2 separate regions of the Homo sapiens genome follow, and region 2 is linked to region 1. A link is an interaction called in ENCODE POLR2A ChIA-PET data of the cell type or tissue named here. Cell type or tissue: B cell. All regions are shown on one strand.

Evidence for each region. ChIA-PET counts read pairs that join two places held together with the same protein. Peaks named below come from ENCODE experiments on the same cell type or tissue, not always from the same donor. Only the 100,000 strongest peaks of a DNase experiment are listed, where the experiment ranks them.
Region 2: POLR2A ChIA-PET joins it to region 1 with 11 read pairs; 3 of 35 experiments call an interaction of 5 or more read pairs at or near these places.

The regions. Positions count from the first base shown.
Region 1 is chr1:17,536,068-17,544,067 of GRCh38, reverse strand. ARHGEF10L (Rho guanine nucleotide exchange factor 10 like) reads right to left here and starts at 4,370. Exons shown (of 29, transcript NM_018125.4): 1 at 4,118-4,370. RefSeq lists enhancers at 7,230-7,279, 7,790-7,839. In B cell, no CTCF peak of the experiment used is centred here; DNase peaks (open chromatin) are centred at 4,037 and 7,517; H3K4me3 peaks cover 475 bases; H3K27me3 peaks cover 2,958 bases.
Region 2 is chr1:17,187,698-17,195,697 of GRCh38, reverse strand. LINC02783 (long intergenic non-protein coding RNA 2783) reads right to left here and starts at 5,909. Exons shown (of 4, transcript NR_148993.1): 1 at 5,768-5,909; 2 at 2,533-2,733; 3 at 97-255. RefSeq lists an enhancer at 2,135-2,636. In B cell, no CTCF peak of the experiment used is centred here; no DNase peak of the experiment used is centred here; H3K27ac peaks cover 435 bases.

The DNA.
Region 1 (8,000 bases):
GGCTGAGGCAGGAGAATCACTTGAACCCAGGAGGTGGAGGTTGCAGTGAGCAGAGATCACGCCACTGCATTCCAGCCTGAGCAACAAGAGTGAAACTCCATCTCAAAAATATATAATAGCAGCCAGGCGCGGTGGCTCATGCCTGTAATCCCAGCACTTTGGGAGGCTGAGGCAGGTGGATCACCTGAGGTCAGGAGTTTGAGACCAGCCTGGCCAACATGGTAAAACCCCGTCTCTACTAAAAATACAAAAATTAGCTGGGCGTGGTGGCAGGCACCTGTAATTCCAGCTACTGAGGGGGCTGAGGCAGGAGAATCACTTGAAACCAGGGGGCGGTGGTTGCAGTGAGCTAAGATTGTACCATTTCACTCCAGCCTGGGCAAAAGAGTGAGACTCCATCTCAAAAAACAAACAAACAAACAAACTATATATATATAATTTACTTAATGATGAATGTATACACTCAAAAAAAATTTTTTTTTTTGAGACGGAGTTTTACTCTTGTCCCCCAGGCTGGAGTACAATGGCACAACCTCGGCTCACTGCAACCTCCGCCTCCTGGGTTCCAGCAATTCTCCTGCCTCAGACTCCCGAGTAGCTGGGATTACAGGCATGGGCCACCACACCCAGCTAATTTTTGTATTTTTAGTAGAGATGGGGTTTCACCATGTTGGCCAGGCTAGTCTCGAACTCCCGACCTCAGGGGATCTGCCTGCCTTGGCCTCCCAAAGTGCTGGGATTACACGCATGAGCCATCGCTCCTGGCCTCAGAATTTTTTATAATGGTTGTGTTTAACAACCGGCTCATAAAATTCCTAAAATTTAGCAATCAGCTCTTATGTGTAGGTGTGAGCTGGCTCCCAACTCACCACTGCCCAGGACCCGGCAGAGGCTCTGTAAGGACCAGTCACTCCTGGGAATGTCATCAGACCAGGGTCCTGAATGAAAATGGCTCTGATGCCCTCCACTGAGGTAGAGAGAAGAAGAACTCTCTGGGACACTGCAAGGAAGGAGCTGAGCTGGGCCCAAGGTGGCACCATGGGGCGGAACAACTCTGGCACACTCAGTTGTTAAAGAGCCTGATTCTCTCCTGGACTTTAGACCCCTTGAGGGCAAGAACAGTGGCCCATTCACCCTTGTCTAGCCGGGTGACAGGAATACAAAAGGCACTGGAGACAGTTGTGCAGAAGAAAGCAAGGACTGAGTGGCCAGGGAGTCCCAGGCTGAGTGCTGGCGCCTTCGCTGACTCGCTTCAGCAGTGACCTTCGACAGTCACTTAAATGCTGTATGCTCAGCTTCCTCATCTGTAAGATGGATATGAACCCATCTCCCTGCCTAACTACTAGGGTGTTGTCAAAACAAAGAGATAGCAGATATGAAAGTACAATATAAATCCACGTTATTATCTTATCATGGCATATATATCATTTACTTTATCTTTTCAAAATTAATCATAGAAGATTACATGTATTCTTTCCACTCTGTTCCTTCTCAGTGTGTAAGAGGTACATGCTTAAAGCATCTAGCCCAACACCTGGCACTCAGCATATACTATAAATGTCTGTTAATTAATATACTATTTCCCCAAGTAACAGTACACTTTTCTCATATATATAATTAAGACAGGGTCTCCCTCTGTCACTTAAGCTGTAGTACGGTGGCACAATCACAGCTCACTGCAGCCTCGAACTTCCAGGCTCAAGTGATCCTCCCATCTCAGCCTCCTGAGTAGCTGGGACTACAGGCGTGCACCAGCACATCCAACTAATTTTTAAAATTTTTTGTAGAGACATGTTCTCTTGTGTTGCCCAGGCTGGTCCCGAACACCTGCGCTCAAGTGATCCTCCCACCTGAGGCTCCTAAAGTGCTGGGATTACAAGCATGAGCCACCATGCTCAATCTTCTTCTTTTCTTTTCTTTTTTTCTTTTGAGATAGAATCTCATTCTGTTACCCAGGCTGGAGTGCAGTGGCACAATCTTGGTTCACTGTAACCTCCGCCTCCCGGGTTCAAGCGACCCTCCCACCTCAGCCTCCCAAATAGCTGGGATTACAGACGTGCACCACCACACCCAGCTAATTTCTGTTTTCGTTTTTGTTTTGAAATGGAGTTTCACTCTTGTCACCCAAGCTGGAGTGCAATGGTGCGATCTTGGCTCACTGCAACCTGCACTTCCCGGGTTCAAGCGATTCTCCTGCTTCAGCCTCCCGAGTAGCTGGGACTACAGGCATGTGCCACTATGCCCAGCTAATTTTATATTTTTAGTAGAGATGGGGTTTCACCATGTTGGCCAGGCTAGTCCTGAACTCCTGACCTCAGGTAATCCGCCCACCTCAGCCTCCCAAAGTGCTGGGATTACAGACATGAGCTACTGAGCCTGGCCATAATTTTTGCATTTTTAGTAAAGACAGGGTTTCACCATGTTGGCCAAGCTGATCCCGAACTCCTGACCTCAAGTGATCCACCCAACTTGGCCTCCCAAAGTGCTGGGATTACAAGGGTGAGCCACCACACCCAACCTCCTCTTATACTAACCTGGTACCTGGGCCCCAGAGCAGTACACCAGCTTTCGCCCCTCCCCAGACTACTCCAGAGTTAAAACTTGAAACAGAATTTGGGAACCATTAGTTATTGGACATTCATTTATTCAGCAACTATGTGTAGAGCACCCACTATGCACCAGGCACTGTTCTGAGCTGTGATCAAGGACAGACATGGCCCCTGTTCCACTGGAAGACTGAAAAAAGCCCCCCGCCCCCACAACTGGGGCAGGAACCCTCAGAGCACTGTGGCTACCCTGGCTCACTGGAGAGGAAGTAGCTCCCGAGTGAGAAATGAAAGAGGTGAAGGATGGGACCCACTTCCTGGATAGAGAGAACAGCCCACAGAGGCTCTTTGGTGGAAGGGGAAGGGACAGGGGGCCTCAGGAAGGCAAGCGCCTGGGGACAGAGCGAGCATCAGATTCGGGCACCCCAGGAAGCCTTCCTTACAGGAGGGTTCTGAGCTTCAGCCTGAGGGCCCGATGAAGGGGAAGGGCAGTCCCCAGCCCACAGTCACAGGGAGCTTGGAGATTTCCGGAGGCTGACCTGCTTTCTAGTCTGTGTGTCCAGGGCCTGAACACCGTGGGGGGCACAGTGCTGGGCGGATGCTGGGAAGAGCTATGCATTCTAATGAGCCCGCACAACCTGCCCTCTCTCCCCAGAACCCGAGGAGGAGCAGATGGGGCTCCCGGCAGGTGGGGCGTGGCTTCCCAGTAGCATCCTTAAGGGAGGCCAAGGACTCTGGGGCAGAAACTGAGCTCCAAAGCCAGTGGGAAAGTGCAGCCCACCAGCCACCACCTCTCTACTTGGCACTGATGCAACGCAGGGCCTCCTGGCTTTCAGGGCCAAAGGAAGATTCGAGACCCCCGCCCCAGGGCCCCGCTTTGGCAGAGGGAGGAAGAATTGTCCCCATGCCCCCTACAGTCAGGCCTGCTCTCCCTCTCGGAGGCCATCCCAGCGACTCCAGGGGGGCTGGTCTTCATCTAGGGCCCTCCCTGACATATATCCCTGTTCCAGGGAGGATCCGGGACTGGCGGCTCCGCAGCCACGGCCTCCGGCTGACCCGGCATCCTCTCCTCCCACAGTCTCCTCCTGCAGGAGGCCGTCCCGTTCCGCCTCTGGGCGGGGGTCCAGGGTGGGAGAGGCTGACTCACCACAGAGGCGACAGGGGCACTCCCTGACTTCACCCGATCCCAGGGACCCCCAAGGTCAGCGCAGGAAGAAGTGGACCACAGGGGAAAGTGAGGCACAGGGTGGGGGTGGGGGTTCCCAAACTGTCCTGACTCCAGCCGGCTGGAGGCCACACACACACACAAGCTGAAGCACAAAGGCCACTCGCCCTAGTAACACCAGAACTCCAGTGACACAAGGAGAGACCCACACAGAGGGGAGACGCGGGCTCGGGGCTCTCACACCCAGACACAGGGACACAGCGGCGGACACGGCCCCCGCCCGCCCACGGCGACACGCCCAGGACACCCGGAGGACCCTGGCGCCTGGAGCGCCTCCCGCGCACTCGCAGACTCCGGCACACGCGAGGATCCCGCGGAGGCAGGGCCCCCGCGCTCACTCACCCACCTCGGCTGCCCGGGCCCGCGCCTTTGTCGTCCGCGCCGCTCACAAAGGCGCCTGGCGGCCGGCGCCGCGCCTCCAGCTCCGCAGGCCGCCGCGGGCGCCCATGGCCGGGACGGCGCCCCCACCGCCGCAGCCGCCGCCACCCGAGCCAATGGCCGCGCCGCCCGCCCGCCCGCGAGGTCCGGGCCCGCCGGGACTGCGCCCGCGCCCGCCGCGCTCCGAGGCCTGGTCCCGCCGCCGCCGCCGTGCGCGACGCGGCGCCGCCCCCGCCCGCCCGGTCCCGGGGCGCCGCGGCTGAGGTCACCGCTTAACCCCTGGTGGCCGGGGCAGCGGCCGCCGCGCCCCCTCCCTGCTCCCAGCGCGCCGCGAGGGAGACGTGGCCTCCCCCGACCCGCTGCGAGCCCCCAGCGGTCCCGGCAGCCCACCGGCCCCCCACAGTACAGGGGGGAAACTGAGGCCCGCGGGGATGGGGCCCGGCCCCGGCCACACGGCGACCTCCTCGCTCCTTCACCTACCCCGGGGTCCCCACTTCCCGCCTCCCGGTTCTCCTTCCCCGGTTCTCCGCGGGGAGACCCCGCAGGCGCGCAGGGTGCTGGCTTCTCCTCCCCCACTTCAACATTTTGCCCTGAGGTTCCCCCAAAAGGGTGAGAATCCTGGACCGGCCCCAGGGGAAACCCTAGACTTATGACCTGCCCCTCAACCAGTCTTGGCGGCCCCGTATTGCCCCCCACCCCCGCCATGGCAACATGGGGAACCTTGCAGCCATGCAGCCAAACCTCCAAGAACAACCCTGGCGGGTTCAGGCATTGACGGCTTTGAGACCGGCAACACCCCAGTGATGTAGCCCCATTTTCCCTAGGAGAAAACTGAGGCTCAGAACTGAGAGTAACTTGGCAAAGCTCACTGAGCAGCAAAGTGCTGAGACTGAGATCCTAGCATTCCCCTGCCTTTGCAGCTCCAAAGCTGCCAAACACTAGGTACTCCCTCCTGAAATTCCAAAGAGGGCCTCTGGATATGATGCAATTAATTACAGTTATCAGGTCATTAATTAAGATTATCCGCGTTGTTGTTAAACACTCCCCCGCTACCCCTCTATTTGCAAGGAAATTCACACGCGGGCTTATCAGCAATTACTCCTGGGTTGATAATGATAAGTTCTGCAGCCTCCAAAGGGTACAGGTGCACGTAGGTTGAAATCATTTTCAGCTTGTGTTCCTTACAGCCCACAGCCAGCAAAAACTTTTTTTTTTTTTTTTTTTTAACTACTCCCTATTTGTCAGGCACCAGCCTCAGGGGCTACCAGTGAGACAAAGAACCAGACAGACCCCAGCCCCGCCCCCTCGGAGCTCATAGGCTTAGGAGAAGACGCAAATAAACAAACGGCTACAGTGCAGTGAGACAAGCCACACAGGCCACGCACTGAAATCATCTTATTCACCGACTTGTTGGTTTGTTTATTGTCCCTCTCGACACAAGAACATAAGCACCACAGAGTTGTCCTGAGCCCCAGGCTAGGGCAACACTGGCTCATAGTTTAAGTAGGCAGGAGATATTCTTTGAGCATTTTTGCTCTGTTCCAGACATCGTTCTAGGCACGCAGGAGACACCAGTGAACACAACAGGCACGGCCCCTGCCCTGCTGTGAATAAATGATGGCAGGACAGCAGACAGGAGAGGTTTGGGGATGCTAGCAAAGCAGGAAGAAGACTTCAGATGTCCATTGAGTGACCTCAGGCTCATGGCATTAAGCTTTGGACCAGAAATGGACTTTTGAGTCCTGCCGTCATAGCCAGAGCCAAGTACACATCCCAGACCAGCATCGCGGTCTTTCACAGTGTACTCCAACCCCTTCCTTGGCTATGTTTTTTTTCTTTCTTTGTTTTTTTTTAAGAGACTGGGTCTTGCCCTGTGGCTCAGGCTGGCACAATCAGCTCACCGTAACCTCAAACTCCTAGGCTCAAGCAATCCTCCTGCCTCAGCCTGCAAGTAGCTGGCACTACAGGTGCGGGCATGGTGGTGCCTGTAGTGCCTATATTGCCAGGTAGCCATGCCTGGCTCATTTTTTTTTTCTTTTCTTTCTTTTTTTTTTTTTTTTTTTTGTAGAGATGGTGGTCTTACTATGTTGTCCAGGCTGGTCTTGAACTCCTGGGCTCAAGAGATCATCCCATCTTGGCCTCCCAAAGTGCTGGGATTACAGGTGTGAATCACCGTGCCCGGCCTTCTTTATTGTCTTATTTCCCATCTGATCCTGAAATGTCTGACGCCTCCAGCTCAGGATGCCCCTTACCTTCTTTGGTTGTACTAAGTCTTACCCTCCTGTCTGAGAACCAACACAAGGCCCAGAATCTCCAGGAGGCCTTTTCACATGGCCTCCTCCATTCCCTGACCTCTCCCTCCTCTGAGCTCTATAGCACCTAGTCCTTTTGTTGTAAGTTGGCTCTGGGTGCATAACTGATTTGACCCATCTAGCTTGAGGGCAGCTATGATACAGCCTTGAGGGCAGGGGCCATGCCCCAGACCCCCGTTGTGCCCTCAGAGCCCAGCACAGGTTAGGGGCACACTCTTTAGAGGATCGTAATGGATTCTAAAGGACACCCTAGAACCCTTATCAATATAACCCTCTGGGTCTAGGGTTCCAAACCACCTGCTCATAAAACAAATTGAGTCTGCAGAAGCATTTTGTTTTGCCCACAGTGGTTTTGTTGTTGTTAGTTGCCATCATTTAATCATTGGGAGATTTCCCATAAAAAGTCAGATTGCAGCCAGGAGCAGTGGCTCATGCCTGTAATCCCAGCACTTTAGGAGGCCAAGGCAAGAGGATTGCTTGAGGCCAGGCATTTTAGACCAGCCTGGGCAACATAGGGAGACCCCTGTCTCTACAAAAATAAAATAAAATAAAATAAAATAAAATAAAAATCTAGCCAGATGCGGTAGTGCATGCCTATAGTCCCAGCTACTCAGGTGGCTGAGGTGGGAGGATCACTTGAGCCCAGGAGTTTGAGGCTGCAGTGAGCCATGATCCCACCGCTGCACCCCAGCCTAGGCAACAGCATGACTCTGTCTCTGAAAAAAAAAAATTAAAAGCCAGATTTCTAGCTTCTCTTAACAAATCGGAAGATCTGATAATGCCAGGTCCACATTCCCCCAGGGCCACACTCTGCAGGGCCCCAGGAGTGGTGGCCCTTTAGACACAGCTGTGCTCTCCACTTGTCAACGTCACTCGCAGCCCTCTGTCACTCCTCTGATTTAAGGCCCCTCCTCTGTGATAGTGTTTTGATTTCATTTTCCCTCTACTCTCCACTCTGGCGAGAAAGAGTGACATCACAAAACATATGCTGGAAAATAAATAAACCTGCAGCCCTCACAGTCCAGGCCAGCCCTCAGCAGGCCACATCTTCACGTATTCTTGCCCTCTTGACATGCACCCGCCTCTTCACTCTCACTTCCCCAGAAGCACATTCTTGTTTTTCTTTTTTGGTGATAGAGTCTTGCTCTGTCATTGAGGCCAGTGTGCAATGATGTGATCTCAGCTCACCGCAACCTCCGCCTCCCAGGCTTAAGTGACCCCCCTACCACAGCCTCCTAACTGAGACTACAGGTGTGCACCATCATGCCCCGCCAATTTTTGTATTTTTTTGTAGAGATGGGGTTTCACCATGTTGCCCAGGCTGGTCTTGAACTCCTGGGCTCAAGTGATTCTCCTGCTCTGGCCTCCCAAAGTGCCGGGATTACAGGTGTGAGCCATTGTGCCCTGCCCCAGCTGCACACTCTAAGCTCCACAGCACAAATGAATGCACAGGTGTTTCTCTGAGCCTTTGCCCTCGGCTGGAATGCCCCTGACTACTCCATCCCCCAGACACTATGGTTAACTGCTTTTTAGTGCTGT
Region 2 (8,000 bases), 350 kb after region 1:
AGGCTTAGAGATAACTCGCAAGTCCCAGGGACTTCGCATTTAAAGCAGATGACATAGTAGACACTCAGGACAAAGCAGGCAGGTGTCAAAGCCTACCTGCTCATCTCTTCCCCTCCAGAAGACCCTGTAACCCAGGTGCAGGAGCCTGAGGTTGCATAGATCCTCTCAGAAAGTCACCAGTCTGTCTGTCACCAATAAGAAGGCCCAGAGAGGGCAAGCAATTGGTCCAAGGCCACACAGCCCATGTTCTTTCCCCTACAACGAGGGAGAGAGGAAGTGGCACTGGGGGTGGAGGGGAAGAAACGATGGTCACAAGTGGGGCAAGCCACACCAGTAGTGGACAGAGCATGGGGACAGCGACAGGCCCCACCCGAGGCTACCACTTACCAGCTGGTGGATGCTTCACCACTCTGGGCCTTTACAATGCATGCCCCTTGACACCTCCCAGGTGTCTCCACAGGGTGGCTATGCTTATCTCCCAATCTGCTGATACTTATAAAGCACCACCAGGCACTCAGCACATATTAGTCCCCATCCTGATCCCTCATGATCTGCCTCCTCCAGAAAGCCCTCCCAGATGGCTCTGGCTCCCAGGGAATGTGCTGTTCTCTAAGCAGCCCCCACAGGCTCCTGTGCTGGGAAACCACCTGTTTCAACTCTGTTCCCCTTGTCACTCTGGTAAGTAAGACTGCACATTCCAAAAGGACAGGGACAGGGACCTTCTAGGCCTTTGGCTCAGGGGGATCAGGAAGCTGATATAAGTGAAAAACATCTAGAATTTACAGTGGTATGAGAGTTCTCAGCCACCCATCCCACAGCTGGCCAGTAGCCCCCACATTCCCTTCCCTGGGAAGAGGATTTTGCCACCCCTCGCAGAGCTCTTTGTCTGGCCCCCACTGCCCTGACTGGGGCACCTAGCGTCATCTGACGGGGGAGCTCCTGCTTCTTCACACCCCAGCCTGGGCCTGTGGCCCAGTGAAGCCAGAGGAGCCCCCAGAGAGGACAGCATGGGAGGAGAATGGGAGTGCAGGGGACAAAGACATACAGAGAAATGAACGGAGACAGAAAGAAGCAGACTGAAAAACAGAGAGACACAGACAGAGAAAGCCCAAAACAGGGATGAAAGAGAGAGAGAGAGCCCAGGAAAGGAAGAGAGATGCAGAGAAAGGCAGAGACAGTGAGGTGCAAAGAGAGACTGAGACAACCAGAGACTGAGATGGAGAGGGAAAAACTGAAGGACAGAGGGAGGAACAGAACGAAGAGAGACAGAGACACTGCAAGGGAGAGCAGGAGACAGCTCCCAGACAGGCAGAACAGAGCCCAGGAGCCCCGAGGCCCCAGAGCCCATGTGCTCCCTCTCCACTTTCCACATCCCTGGGGGCTCCCCCTTCCCAAGCCTGCTGATCCTGGCACTCAGGCAGGGCTGGGGGAGACAGGTAATGATCACTGAACTTGTGCATGGGCTGGGTGCTGCGGCCACACCCCCTTGACACCTCCCAGGTGGATGGCTGTACTTATCCCTAATGTGCAGATGAAGAAACTGAGGCTGGGAGCCATTGGGTAACTCGGCCAATGACACTGAATGTTAGGGTGCAGGCAGGAAGCTCATGGATAAGGAGTCTAAGGCCCAGAGAGGTGTGGTGCCTGGCTCTGGGTCACACAGCAGCCAGCTGCAGAGCCTGGGGCTGGAAGCCGCTTCCCCTGGCACCTTGCCTGGCTCATAAGAAAACAAAGCGAATCTCATTAAGTCTTTGGTAATGAGGCTCCAGGTCTTATCTGATGGGTGGTGGAGAACACTGTCAATGCCCCCCTCCACATTCTCCATGCCCACCTCCTGCCTCCTGCTCTCTTTTCTGGGAAGAACACCTCTGGGACCACCCAAACTCGCCCTCTCTTCTAGGAACCAGTCCCCTGCTGGTGGCATCTCCATCTCCCCACCCCCTGCTCTCCAGCCTGGATGCCCATATAGAACCAACGAGCAGCAGGGTGGCCATTTGTACACTCCACACAGTGACATCAGCGAAGCATGTCCTCAGGCTCCCCCCAAAAGTCCTAGGCCCCCTGGAGAAAAGGAGGGAGGACCAGCACGCTGACTCACATTGAGTGGCAGCTCTTGGCACATGCCTTCGCTCGCCGTGGCCTCTTGCATCCCACAAGGAAGGGACAGTTGAGGAAAGCGTGGCTTGGAGAGGAAGAGAGTCCCACAGGTCATCCAGGACAGCCACCCGACCCTGAGCTCATGCTCCTGCCATTACCCAGGACCCCCAGACTATTTTCCCATATGTCCCGGTCCCATCCCTGTCCTGAGCCAAAGTGTGGGCTGCCTCACCCTGCAGCCCTTCCTCCTCCACACTTACGCCCTGTGTCCTGGGATACAGCAGGCCGGGAAGAGGGGGACACTTCCTGGCTGTGGGACAAGACAAGACAAAGATCCTTTTTGGCCGTGGTGGTCCGGTCTAGGCCACAGTTTTCCTGTCTGCATCATTTGGGTGGAGGGCATAGTGTGATAGCTCTGAGGGTCCTTAGGCTTACCTCTCCTGAACTTCACCTCGCCTGCATGCCCTCTGGGGCCTGAGGTCCTCATTTCCACCCTCCAAGGTGGCCCTGGTGCCTCGTAGGCTGATTCCGGGTTTCCAGAGCCTTCAGGAGACAGCACTTCTGGTTCCTGGGGGTCAGGGAGCATCTAGGCATGGACGCTGTGATCTGCCTGGCCTCCTGCCACAGCCTTTTGACCTAGGGAGGGAGGAGGTTGGGAACAAGAATACAGGGAGTCTGCCTGAGGCTGTTCAGGGCTGCACCACACACCCTCACATGTGTCCCCAACCTTGCATGCTGCTGCTGGGGTGGGACGCAGCCTATGTCATCTCAGAGCTCCCAATCTAGGGCTGGCAGAGTCTGATGCAGACACAGAGATTACAAGACAGCTCTTCCCAGATAAGCATGTTGCCCAAAAGACCACCAGGATAGCTAAATAGCAGAAAGGAGCTTTACTAGTGGTATGAGTTTGCAAACCAGGAAGAGACAGTCTCTGGCGTGTTCTGGACGTGCTCTCTCTTGGGAGAGGAAAAGGGCAGGTTGGGTTTTGTGCCTCATGGAGCCCATATGACGCAATAGAGTCATACATATTCAGCAGGTTTGCGGGAAAGGCTATCCATATTTATGAAGGGAGGGGAGTGTATGCACACAGGCACACGTAGTGTAATGCACGCCCCACTTTCACACACGTAGTGTAAAGCAGACCCCACTTTCACTTTGGGCTAGGGTTCTAGTACTAAAATGAGGTGGAATTTCGTTCTTTATAGCAAAAGGTGCAGGACACAAAGACAGCTTGTTTGCAGACTCTATAAGCTGCTGAAATGGCTTAAGGTCTGCAGTTGCGTATCAGAAGAGAATGTTTGAGGCCAGGCGCAGTGGCTCATGCCTGTAATCCCAGCACTTTGGGAGGCCAAGGCAGGTGGATTGCTTGAGCCCAGGAGTTCGAGACCAGACTGAATAACATGGTGAAACCCTGTCTCTACAAGAGATAAAAAAAATTAGCCAGGCATGGTGGTGCATGCCTAATCCCAGCTACTCGGGAGGCTGAGGTGGAAGTATCACATGAGCCTGGAAGGTCGAGGATGCAGTGAGCCATGTTCACGCCACTGCACAGCAGCCCTGGGCAGCAGAGTGAGACTCTGTCTCAAAAAGAAGAAGAAGAAGAAAAAGGAGAAGGAAGAGGGACAAGAAGAAGAAGAGGAGGAAGAGGAAGAGGAGGAAGAGGAAGAGGAAGAAGAAGAAGAACAAGAAGAAGAGGAAGAAGAAGAAGAAGAAGAAGAAGAAGAAGAAGAAGAAGAAGAAGAAGAAGAAGAAGAAGAAGAAGAAGAAGAAGAAGACGGAGGAGGAGGAGGAGAAAGAAGAAGAAGAAGAAGAAAAAATGTTTGTCAGGCAGTTCCTCCATCCAGTCAGAGCTGTAGTGGTCTTGGTTGTAAATCCAAGTCATGAAGGATGTGACGATTTGCCTGACAGTTCCTATTATTAAGAGTTTAGCAAGGGTGTGGTAATTTTTTTTTTTTTCCCGAGACAGAGTCTCACACTATCGCCCAGGCTCCAGTGCAGTGGCCCGATCTCGGCTCACTGCAAGCTCCGCCTCCTGGGTTCATGCCATTCTCCTGCCTCAGCCTTCTGAGTAGCTGGGACTACAGGCGCCCGCCACAGCGCCCAGCTAATTTTTTTTGTATTTTTAGTAGAGACGGGGTTTCACCATGTTAGCCAAGATGGTCCCGATCTCCTGACCTCGTGATCAGCCCGCCTTAGCCTCCCAAAGTGCTGGGATAACAGGCATGAGCCACCACGCCCAGCTGGGTGTGGTTATTTTTGAGAAGTAGTCTCACTCACTCTGTTGCCCAGGCTGGAGTGCAGTGGCACAATCTTGGCTCACTGCAAACTCCAGCTCCCAGTTTCAAGCGATTCTCCTGCCTCAGCCTCCCGAGTAGCTGGGATGACAGGCACGCACCACCACCACCCAGCTAAGTTTTATATTTTTAGTAAAGACTGGCTGGGCTGGTCTCGAACTCCTGACCTCAAGTGATCTACCCACCTTGATCTCCCAAAGTGCTGGGATTACAGGCATGAGCCACCGTGCCCGGCCAGGTGTGGTTATTCTTGCAGTGGTGGGAATTTAGAGAGTTGCCATGCCAACCAGGCCTTGAACCTTCTGCCTGTAGGTAACTTTTGTTTCCTTAACCTTGGGGTCCATCTTAGTTGATAAAGGGGCATCTATTTTGGTGTCTCAGATGATGAACATAGAGAGGTCCCCCCAGGACCATGGGCTCTGGGTCCATCCGGGGTCAGGAGCCTTCCTGGGAGGTGACAGTGTAGCAGCAGCGTGAGGAAGGGACTGGGTGTCAGGCCCCTCTGTCCAGCACACCCCTTGCTTCCCTGTGGTCACTCGGCTCCCCAAGGCCAGGCCCCACTGCCTACCTGCTCCCAGGTGTTCACAGTGCCTCCTTCCTAGATAAGCTACAGAGAATGTCAGAGCTGTTGGGCCCTTAATGACACATGGGCCACAAGAGCAGAGAACGGAGAAAGGAGCTGGGTGGCACTGGGTGAGCTAGGAACAGGCCCCAGGCTAGAATGCAGGGCTCATGCCCTGCCCGGCACCCTGTGCACTGCCCTTTTGTGCCTGTTTTCAGACTCCAGGACACGATGCCCCCCGAGCCTGCCAAGGTGCCCCCCATCATTCATGCACCGATTGGCCATGGGCTTCTTCCATGTCCTGGGCCCGGCTTTCATGCCTGCCCACCGCCTGTGGCCTCAGCATGGCCACTTCACTCCAATGTGTTGGCCTCTGTCCCCATGCCACTCACAGCCCCCTGAGTCCCCATCAGGGCTGGCAGCCTGAGGGGTGGGAGGGGAAGTCTGGCTGTGCCTGACATGACAAGTTTTCCCAGGAGAGGTGAAGATTTCTAAACTGGACCCAGCTTTCCAGAGCATTCGCCAGCCTGGCCCCACCCCCACTCCCGACCAAAGCCTCCGCCCTCCTGGCTGGGTCTGACTTACCCACACTGAGCACCAGGAACTGGATTCCAGGGCCAAGAATTTGACCACATCCTGGTGGGTCCAGCCTAACATTCCCCAAAACAGGGCGGAAACCAAGGGAGGGATCAGCAGATGAGCACGCATTCAGCTGATGGAGTCAAGGAATCTTCTAAAAGCAGTACTCACTGCAAAGGATTTAAAAACCCAGCCCAGAAAATAAGCATAGGGAAACCCTTGCTTTTCACCTTACCTGGGTTCTGAAGAAATCTTAAGAAAACTTTTGTAAGTAAATCAAAAGTGACTTTGGTGAGGGGAGCTGACCCCTTAACAGCCACCTTTATTTCATGCTTATTCTAAATGCCTGTCTCCTCCATCACGGTCGAGCTGTCTTCAAGAATGAGGGCCACATCATACTCATTCTGATAACCCAGCACCCAGCACAGGGCCTGGCCCATTCCTTATTGGTGCTCTTGGAATGAGTTGATGAATAAGCAAGTTAAATTTGCTAATAGAGGAGGTAACTCACAATCCTTACATCTGACAAAGAGCTCGCATCCAGAATTTATAAGAACACCTACAAATAAATATGAAAAAGGCAGACCTCCTGATTTTTTTAACGAGCAAAAAAAATTCGCCGGGCTTGGTGGCTCACGTCTGTAATCTCAGCACTTTGGGAGGCCAAGGTGGGTGGATAACCTGAAGTCAGGAACTCAAGACTAGCCTGGCCAACATGGCAAAACCCCGTCTCTACTAAAAGTAAAACAATTAGCCAGGTGTGGTGGTGCACGCCTATAGTCCCAGGTACTCAGCAGGCTGAGGCAGGAGAATTGCTTGAACCTGGGAGGCAGAGGTTGCAGTGAGTCAAGATTGCGCCACTGCATCCCAGCCTAGGTGAGAAAGTGAGACTCTATTCCCCCAAAAAAGAAAAAAAAAATTGAACAGGCACTTCACTTAAAAACATAAAAGATACCAAGAGGCCAATAAACAGAGGAAAAGATGCTCAACTTCTTTAGTCACCAGGGAAATGCAAATGAAAACAAAAAGAAGACTCCACCACCAGGATAGCCAAGGTTAAAAAGCCTCACAATACCAAGTGTTGGCGATGTGGATGTGGAACAAATAGAACTCTCAGACACTCCCTGTGAGAATGGAAATTGGTAGGATCACATTGGAAAACTGTTGGCAGTATCTATTAGACTTGGAGCACAATACATACTTTCCCTGTGATATGTGTCCCCACCCAAATCTCACATCAAATTGTAATCCCCACGTGTCAAGGGAAGAACCTGGTGGGAGGTGATTGGATCATGGGGGTGGTTTCCCCCATGCTGTTCTCGTGATAGTGAGGGAGTTCTCATGAGATCTGATGGTTTAAAAGTGGCAGTTTCCCCTGTGCTGTCTCTCTCTCCTGCTGACTTGTGAAGAAGATGCTGACTTCTTCTTCCACCATGATTGCAAGTTTCTTGAGACCTCCACAGCCATGCAGAACTGTGAGTCAATTAAACCTCTTTCCTTCATAAATTACCCAGTCTCAAGTAGTTCTTTATAGCAATGCAAAAACAGACTAATACGCCTATGACCCAGCAATTCCACTCCTAGACACTGTAGAAGAATGAGACCATTTCCCACCAAAAGATATGTACAAGGACATTCATAGCAACTTTACTTTCAATAACCACAAATTGGAAATAACCCACATGTCCATCAATAGAGAGAGGGATACATACATTGTAGTATCTTCATTAAATGAAATACTATACAACAATGAAAAAGAACATATCACAGTTCCATGTGACAACAAGAATAAACCTCACAGACATATTGATGTGCAAGAGAATCCAGACACAAAAGACTAAATACTGCGTGATTCCATTTATATGAAGTTCAAGAACAGGCAAAGCTAACCTGTGGTGATAGAGATCAGAAAAGTAATTACATTTAGAGGAGGCAGCATTGACTAGCAGCAGGCATGAAGAAGCCTTCTGGGGTGTTGGAAATGTTCTGTATCTTGATCTGAGTGGTGATTACACTGCTGTAATTATATGTAAACATACATTGGGCTATACACTTAAAATTTATGTACTTTGTGTATAGGAACTTCAATAAGCAATTAAACATTTTTTTCCGTACAGTGAAAACACGCCCAAACCAGGATAGAAACCAGAAAAGCCATTGTCAGGTAACCACATGTACAACTGGTGGGGTTTAGAGTCAAAAACCTTCCAGAAACAGCATTCACTACAAGATTTTTATTTTATTTTATATTTTATGTTATTTATGAGATAAGGTCTGGCTCTATTGCCCAGGCTGGAGCTCAGTGGTACGATCTCGGCTCACTGCAACCTCTACCTCCTAGGCTCAAGCCATCCTTCCAACCTCAGCCTCCTGAGTAGCTGGGACTACAGATGTGCACTACCACACCTGGCTAATTTTTGTATTTTTAGTAGAGACAGGATTTCTGTATGTTGCCCGGGCTGGTCTTG